Regions from separate parts of the Mus musculus genome. Here region 1 is linked to region 2. The links are chromatin loops, found by intact Hi-C in ENCODE. Cell type or tissue: heart. All regions are shown on one strand. Each heading gives the region's core, and the rest is flanking DNA. Links, peaks and the distances in the headings are about the cores only.

Evidence for each region. A loop is a pair of places that touch in the nucleus more often than their neighbours do. Peaks named below come from ENCODE experiments on the same cell type or tissue, not always from the same donor. Only the 100,000 strongest peaks of a DNase experiment are listed, where the experiment ranks them.
Region 1: a loop joins it to region 2, with 6 times the contacts of the local background. A loop is called at or near these places in 3 of 42 quality-filtered maps.

The regions. Positions count from the first base shown.
Region 1 is chr10:43,917,515-43,921,904 of GRCm38, forward strand. Rtn4ip1 (reticulon 4 interacting protein 1) reads left to right here. Exons shown (of 9, transcript NM_130892.5): 5 at 3,873-3,921. Among named protein-coding and RNA genes, the nearest start is that of Rtn4ip1, 18 kb to the left of the region's middle. In heart, for the core only: a CTCF peak has its summit at 1,667 (motif pointing left); no DNase peak of the experiment used is centred there.
Region 2 is chr10:43,721,158-43,725,547 of GRCm38, forward strand. No RefSeq gene overlaps it. Among named protein-coding and RNA genes, the nearest start is that of Gm40634, 20 kb to the right of the region's middle. In heart, for the core only: no CTCF peak of the experiment used is centred there; no DNase peak of the experiment used is centred there; H3K4me3 peaks cover 1,446 bases; H3K27ac peaks cover 1,807 bases.

The DNA.
Region 1 (4,390 bases), core at 145-4,144, 200 kb after region 2:
TAGTCCCCATTCGGTTGCTTTGTTCGTAACTGTATTATCTCCCTCAGTCAAAGTTTCTCATCCACGGTAGTTAGTAGGGAACTTAGCATGGTAAGTAAGCAGCATGTTGTGCTAGGATAGGTCGGCTGCAGCTTCACCTGTCTCTCCACTCCCACATTGAAAAGGAGCTCGTGAAACTCAAATGTGGGTCATCGTCAGCACCATTCTTATTTCCTAAAGGTCATTGTTTTTACCTGTAGAAAACATAGCCAGACTTCATCGTTTTTATTGGGATCTACTAGGAGTATTTTAATCTCACGGGGAGCCAGGAAAGCCTATTACACCTGTGTTAAAAAGCACAACATGAGTCAGTGCCGAGATCTGGACATTTGCAGCCCAGGTTTCTTCAGGCCAAGACAGAACAGAAACTTGAGAGTAAATTCCTCCTTCGGGTTCCCTCATGGTTGTGTGTGTGTGCACATGTGCACTCGAGTTTTTGTGTCTGTGAATGTATGCCACATGTGTGAGAGCACTTGTGGAAGCCAGAAGTCTGATCTCCTTGAAGTAGAGTTGTGGCAATTGAAAGGCACCTGATGTGGGTGCTGGGAACTGAACTCAGGTCCTCTGGAAGAGCAGTAAGTGTTCTTATCTGCTGAGCCATCTCTCCAAAGAAGCCACTGTTAAATCAGCACATTATTGGCTTATTCAAACATTAGGCAGAAATGACAGAGCGAATTAGGATTTTAGAGTTTAAGAAAGCAAGTATGATAGCACATACCTGTAACCAACCACTCTGGAGGCTGAGCTAGGAGGGCCAGGACTTCAAGACCACCCTCGGCTCCATAGCAAGGTCTGAGGCCAGCGGGGGCTACCTAATACTCTGTCTCAACAACAAAGAAGAATGCATAGCATTGTAGTCATCATTCCTATTCTCTAGTGCTTTCTAGGTCTGCCATTAATTAGATCAAGCCACAGAATTTTCAGAGTAAGCTGTGGTCTATGAAGTGAGGAGCCATGTGTTAAAGACCTGGGCAATCTTGAATTACAATGTTCATGGGCTTTTTCCTATAGAAGCCAGTGGTTCTCAGCCTGTGGGTTGTAACCCCTTTGGCAAACATCTGTCTTCAAAATATTTACATGATGATTTATAACAGTGGCAAAATTACAGTCATGAAATAGCAGTGAAAACAGTTTTATGGTTGGGAGTCTCCACAATATGAACTGTCTCAAAGGCTGCCGACCATTGATATAAAATAGCAAGCAGCACACTTTTTTCACCATTTTTTTCTTTTTTCTAACTTTGGTTGGGTGTGCATGTGGAGTGTGGTGATACAGCAAGGTAGGTAAGAAAATCCTCCTGAACAGCACTGGGGGACAGAGTGAGGGTGGGCGCCACGGTGCTCTTCCCTTAGGTCTGCGAGGTACTTTATAGAATACAGTTAGCTTAGCCACAGAACGTCAGCTTATTGCTGGCTTTAGACTTTATTTTGCCTGCTGTCCCTTTAGAGATTGGCTTTGTTCGGAAAAAGAATAGGCCCTGCCTGACCCTACACAAAACTAAAGTTTGTGCGGCCAGAAAAAAGTCCTCCCTCAGTGTCTCAGCACTTCCTTGGTGCGCCTCCATCCCGTCTTGAGCCTGCTTCTCTGCTCGTTTGCACTTTGAGGGCTCCCTCAGGTGGCAGCATTGGGAACTGACACTGGTTGTAGAGCATCACGCTTTTGTGAGATAATTTTGCTGTTTTATTTAGGAAGTGAGGCTGCTTCGGATTAAGGGTTATGGGGAAGAGACAAGCTGACAGGAAGGAGGTCAGAGACATGTCTGTCAGTTGGAACCCGGGCAGCCATGATATTTGCTGTCCTTTTAATCCTGTCTGCTAAGTGTGTCCTCCTTTATCTCCAGTCCTTGTGCAAAGCAGACATCCCTCCAGGCTGAGTACTGCTAGTGCTGGGGTGCTTCTAACAGTAGTGCCGCTGGTTTGTAGCTTCCATAGGAAATCGTCTCAAGCCACCAGAGAGGCGTTTTCTTAAGCAGAGCCTTAGGAGTCAAAAATCACCGCTGTTAGACAAAAAAACTTGGTAAAATGCCTGTCCTTTCTCTGTCCTAATGTAGAGTAAAAGAAAAGTGTGATGTTACTTGAAGGAGAATTTGACTAATTTAGGTAATAATCAAAGAGTCAAGGCCAAGTATTTTATGGGTAAATTAACTGTTAAAAATCCGTATGATAGTTGTTTTGTTGTTTACATGATTTGGTTTGAGAGAGTCTCACTGAGCTGCCCAGGCTGATCTTGACCTTACATTCTCCTGCCTCAGCCTCCTCCTCCCGAGTGCTGGGATTCCAGGTGTGTACCAGCACCTCAGCTGTGTGACACTTCCTGTGTCATATTTCCCCACTTGGGAATACTAACGCTATCGCATGGGTTGAAGTTTGGAGGAGATGGAACATCTGCAGAGTGTCACCTCTTCTTCACTAGTGATAGCTTTGAGATGAAAACCACTTCTAGAAGTAACGTGATTTTCAAAGAGACTTTTTAAAATTATATTTAATGGTATTTCAAAGGGAACAGCTGACTTGGAAATTATAGTCATAACTCTTAACACACAACAGATGATAATAATCAGCCTCTGTGATTTGCGTGAGGGACAGAAAGATGAAGTAGCTAAGATTACAGGCAGGGTGTGTGTTCTAAGGCTCAGTGCACTGGTTAGCAGTAGGTGGCAAAATTCTATACTGTCTCGTAGTGAAGATAGAGGGCCTATAACTAGTAGTTATGTAATGATAGTGGTAGATAGACGGCAGGCACCCCCTCCACTTATCTCAGGAGTGTTTTCTGTGGGCGCTCAGGGAATTTTCATGAAATAGCCTCCGTAATAGTTAATATAGTACCAGATACCAGACCCCATTATGTCATGGCCTTCCACCTCTACTGGGTACAATGTTCTAGATATTTGACATCATGCAGCCCAGGTTCCGCCCCCCCCCCCCCCATGTGTGTACACATGTATGTTCCATAGCACTCGCATGGAGGCAGACAACACCTTTCAGGAGTTTGTTCTGCCCTCTTACCCCCACTCCTGCGGGTGCCGATGGTTGCTCTCAGGTGGTCAGACTTTCCTGTCAAGCCCTTTTACCCACTGAACCATCTTGCCTGCCTGATGCTGTGAGTTTTGACTACTGATTCTTTCAGATCTCAGACTTCTTTGGGAAATGGATGGTGGCTTTGTATCCTTCTCTTTGCCTATGCACACCTAGCCTTGCATTACATTTTTGGAGAGTCACAAATGTAGAGGATCAGGCTCTCTCCCTCCCTTCTTACCTCTGCCCTCTCTATGGACTCCAGGCTAAGTCGTCTCTCCCCTAGCCCAGGTCTCCAGTGGCAGGAGGCCACTGCGTAGCTGTGGTAAGAGCCTGGAGCCCAGGATGCTTGTGCTGACAGCACAGTCAGCGGCTTATACAGGAAATCCTACCGAGATGAGTCTGTCTGTGACAGTTGACGAGCTTAGCAAGACATGCCTGGACACAAGGTGCTCTTCTACCTCTGCAGGAATGTGGTCAGGAATGTGACTTCTGAGAGAACAGCATTAAGAAGTTTCCTCCTTACAGAGAAGCGCGCTAACTTTAGCCTAGAATAACTGACTGTGAAGCGGAGGTTACAAAGCACCATCTAAGCTACCTGCAGAAGTGAATTGTTTGTCTGTGAGTGTTTTGTGTTTCAGTTAAGAGTGTGCTAAAGGTTTCGTTTTAACTCTCTGCAGCTTCTTGGTGAACGCTGTAATTCAGCCTTGGGAAGGAGGATGGCTTTAGTTGCTTTGGGGACTGTTTGTCACTGAGGAAGTTTCATCTTTAGAGTGTGCTGCCCAGTGTCTCACCGCTGTGCTTTCTCTTCTGTTGCAGTGCCTTAATCTTGGGTGCGTCAGGTGGAGTTGGTACTTTTGCGATACAGGTAAAAGGATTTCTTAATCTTGTGATTAGGAAGACTTTTGTTTATATGAATTTATAAATTCATATGTTATAAATTACTTTCCTCAAAAGCTGAGTCTAGTGTACTAGTTAGTTTTGTTAACACCAACTATAGTTACCTGGGAAGAGGGAATGTCTGTCAAATAGGCTCGTGAGCATGTTCATGGGGCATTTTCATGACTAATGTTCAATGTGGGAGGGGCCAGCCCACTGTGGATGGTGCCACCCCAGGACAGGTGCTCCTGAGTTGTATAAGAAAGCAGGCTGGACAGGCCATGGAAACCAGCCAGTGAACAGCATTCCTCCATGGCCTCTGCTTCAGTTCCTGCCCCGACTTCCTCTCTAATGGACTGTAGTCTGTGAGCTGAGATACTGTACTCCCCAGATTTGGTCTGGTCATTTTAACCCAGTTATAGAGCTAGGGCATCCAGGAAATGCCTTCTGGTGTGAGT
Region 2 (4,390 bases), core at 155-4,154:
CTGGCCACAGTTTCCATCGTAACAACAGGATGATCCAGAACTAAGTAGGACAGACACCAGGCTTATGACACACAGACCACCAACAGGACATTTGTAATCTTGTGCAGAAGAGGACAGAGGCATGGTCTCCTAGAAACACAGTCAGCATAACAAGACAGTTCGTCATAAGGGCCATGTTAAGTAAGTAGCGTCCAGAAGCCGAGCGAGTACCATTAGACCAGTGTCTGTGATGGATACTGTGAGCTCTCATCTTGATAGGCTCTAGACTCACCCAGATACACCTGTGAGGGAACTTACTGAGGTGGGAAGACCTATGTATCCTAAAGGTGGGTGGCACCACTTCCTGGCTGATCACATGCATTTTATACTGTCTGGAGTTCTCCTAACTCCCTTTCTGACTCTGGATGTGATGTGACAAGCTGCAGCTGGCTCTTATCCCTTCAACCACCCTGCTACAACAGACTAGACCCTTGAACATCGAGCTGCAATAAACCCTTCCTTGCTTGCTTTGCTTTTGTCTAGGTGTCTTATCACAGCAACAGGGAACAAGAAACTAAGACACCTCTTTCGGGAACAGTTGGAATGTCCCTTGGGTTTCTTGAATCATGAATAATTAACTTGAAACTGATATAATAAATTCCTAAGCTCAAATGCAAAGAAAATATAAACATAATTTGCTATTTAAACGAACAGAAGTTTTACTGTATAGATAGATGCTCTTTAACATTTGCAATGAGGACTCATAAAAAAATACCATGAAAGTCACTGTTACTGGGGGGCTGGGATCGTGGGTCAGTGTTTAGTATATTTAAAGTGCTAAGGTCAATCCCTACCACCACCAGAGGGGGGAAATTCACTTTTATTGGGGCATCTTACAGATACAGACCAATACAGATGTAACATTGACCTGCAAACTCCACTTTGAGCTAACAAAACTAAGTTCTGACCCTAACAAAGGGCTGGTTTTCCTGAATTTTCATGAGGCTGCATTTCTAGAAGGCTTCGTGTATATTAAAATTGTACAAACAAGGCTTTGTTTCTGTATATGAAGAGAAATTAGGTTCCAGGCTCAGGATTAAGCATAGGCTTTTCACCTGCCTGAGAGTTCAGCCACATTTCCAGTTGTGTGACATATGCACTGCTTTCTTCTGCAAGCTGTCCAGTGTCATTGCTGTCACTGAACCAGCAGGGCTCCATCCCAGCATTGTGACAGCCAGCAAAATCCATACACACGTGGAGTGGGTAACAAGGCTCCTAATGAGAAGTACAGGTGAAAGAGATAAGTGAGGGTGGGGTGAGGGGGAGGTAGGGGTGGGGTAGGAGGTGGGTAAGGGGTGGAAGGTGGGGGGTGGGGGTGGTGCAGAGCAAATTTCCGCCAGCACAGGACCCCCCCCCCCCCCCCCGGGGATTTGCTGAAATGTAGATCAGGAGGTGTGGGGCAGGCTTTAGAATCTCATCTTCTCTACAAAGTCCCCAGACTGAGGTTGCAGCTTTCAGAGGAAGAAGAAAGAAGCAAGAAGCTTGGGTAGAGGAAGCAAAGACTTCACAAAGAAGAGAATACAAACAGATCTTTGAAGAAAGAATGGCCTGGAGCTGTCAACCTCCCCCGACGCCTAGCTGTGGGGAGACAGGGGGTGGGGTGTCCATAGCCCACCCTGCCGAAGCCAGTGAGTGGCCTGGAGCCAATAGCCTCACGCTCAGCCTCGCTGTAAGGGTTGAGTCTGGCAGACCCCAGGCAAGTTCATTTCCTTCAATAAATCCAGCAGCTTCCCCTTTGATAAATACTGTCAGAGCTGGAACATGTGGTGCTAACAAAATATGGTTTTAATTTGGGACCCGCTGCACTCACGGTTAAATACTTGTGTATACAATAGCAGCTTCACAGCCAGACAAGTTAATATGCCCGGGCTGAAAATGGCTAAGCCCATGAGGATTCGGTTATACACATTTTTGCTGCTCTGAAAAGCAACCTAATCACCATCATCAATTTTAATACTCCAGGACTTCTCGAGAACGTGGAGGCTTTTAAAGGGCAGCCAGTTTTGCCTCTGCATCCAGTGCAGAAGCCACACATTTGTTTCGCCGATATTTTATATCCACTTATTGTCATATGTTGTTTGACCTTCAGAAAACGGCATGCTGTTTTAATCAACAACTCAACGCGGCATTCAAACTCGATGGTGCATAGCCTCGTGGCAAACCCAGGAGGTGTTGGGGAGAGAAGACGGGGTTGGGGGAGGAAACCAGACCAGAGTTTAACAACAGCCAGGCTTGTTGTGGCGGGTCTCCGTCCTGGGAACAGAAACTCTCAGTATTTTTGCCAGGCTTGAGTGTGTCTGCCTTGGAATAGTCCAGGGAGAGGAGAAAACTGGTTAGACCAGTTTCCGCTGTGGCCCTGGCAGTGGACAATGCTGGTAACTGGACCTCCAGGAGAGCGTGGATAATGAGCAAGCCCACGGCTTCCAGACAGTGGGTCACAGGAACGGTGTGAGGCCATTTCCCGGCACACCAACGATCCCAGCACTCAGCTCGTAACCGTCCTGGGAGACAGAACTAAGAAAGGTCGGCAGCAGGTGTCCTGCGGGCGGTGGGCAGAAGAGAAAGCCAAGAGTTTTGGTTCCTGGAGTCGGGGTTTTCTCAAAAGACCGCAGCTTCAGGAATAGGGAGGGAAGTGAGCTGGGTCAAGCCCCGTAAAAAACGAAAAATAAACCACCCAGGAATCAATGAATAGCCTTAAAGGACTGGAGGTTTATTCATCAGGCATAAAGGGAGCTGATAGGAATTCTTTAACCATCCTGGAGACATCTGTATGCTGCACTTAAACACATTTTCCCCATTAATTAATTAATTAATTAATTAACTAATTTTAAATCCCAATCGCAGCTCTCCCTACACCTCCTCCCACATGGCCCTTCCCCCACACTCCATTTTAAAAAGTGTATTTTCCAGGCCAGTAGTGAAGTTCAGTACTAGAGGGCTTGCTTAGCATTCTCCAGGTCCCACACTGTACCCGGGATTGGAAAAAAAAAGTATTTTTCCTTTTATTATGTACTTATTTTGAGAGAACAAGACTACCATCCCTTGAGCAACAATTTCCCAGTTAATTATTCTCCATCAAATCCTTTGAAGGAGTCGTTAAACACTGGTATGAACTCTTTTGTTTTGGGTGCTGGGGACTGAATCCAGGGCCAATTGAGAGACACCTGTGACCCTTCAACTCTGGGTGCTTGTGCACAAGTATATGTATATTATACCTGAAAGGCATTGATGGAGAGAGATGGTTTTAATTAATTCATTTTTCTTCATTTTTTTCTTTCTTTCTTTTCTTTTTGTTTTGTTTTGTATGAGGATGGGGTTTCCCTATGTAGCCCTGGCTGTCCTGGAACTCACTCTGTAGACTGGGCTGGCCTTGAACTCAGAGACCTGCTTGTCTTTGACGCCTGAGTCCATGCACTGCTGGCCAGCTCTCTGTTTTGTTTTGTTTTTTGTTTTTTTTCCTAATACAGGGTCTTGCTCTGGGGCTGTTCTGGCTGCCCCAGAACTCATCATGTAACCCAACCCAGCCTTGTAACTCAAACACGGCAATTCTCCTGTTCCAGTCTCCTAATTTCTGGGATTACAGGTATGCACACCACATCCAGCAATGGACATTCCTCTTTATGATGAAGGCAAGTTTTTTCTGGTCTACTAATCTGTTTTAGTTGAAAGTGTTTAGGCACAACCAATAGGACTGAGTGGATAGGGAGTCTCCCAGGACACCTTACAGAAGTCTCTGTGTCCTGTTTTCTCTCATTTGTTGGCTGGGGAGAGAGAGGTAGTATTCTTGCCCACCTCAAATGTGTTGGTTAGGAACCATGGAGACTTTGGCCACATGAACATTCATTCAGCCTGTTGCTACCTTTGCCATTGGCTTCTCTTTTTTCTTTGGATCGCTTCCTCGCTAATGGAAGGATCAGGAGGGTGCATAGTTCATCTGAGAAAGAATGAATGCAGACTTCTAATGGTATAGAGATTGTATGCCACTAGTGGGGGAAGGGTTCCCACATATCCATCCCAGCAATGAAATGCTATAGGGACAAGGGGTCAGTGGGCATTTAATCCAAACCAAATTGAGCAAGTAGAACAAGCCTCTAATTGGAGGCCTGGATTCCACATTAAAAACCATTCTGCACCTGATACCTTTGAAAGATACCGCTGTGGCATCTACATTTCATGGATTTACTCCTAGCAGGCCCCCCCCCCCCCCAAGCACGCTATCCATAAAGCACTGATCCAGCCTGGCACCTGCTTCCTGCAGCCCGAGCCCAGGGACTGATTGGGCAAAGTCAGCACTCCTTTTGTAGGCTCTGGAGCTCTGATGTGTGCACATTTTACTCCCTCCTGGTACCTC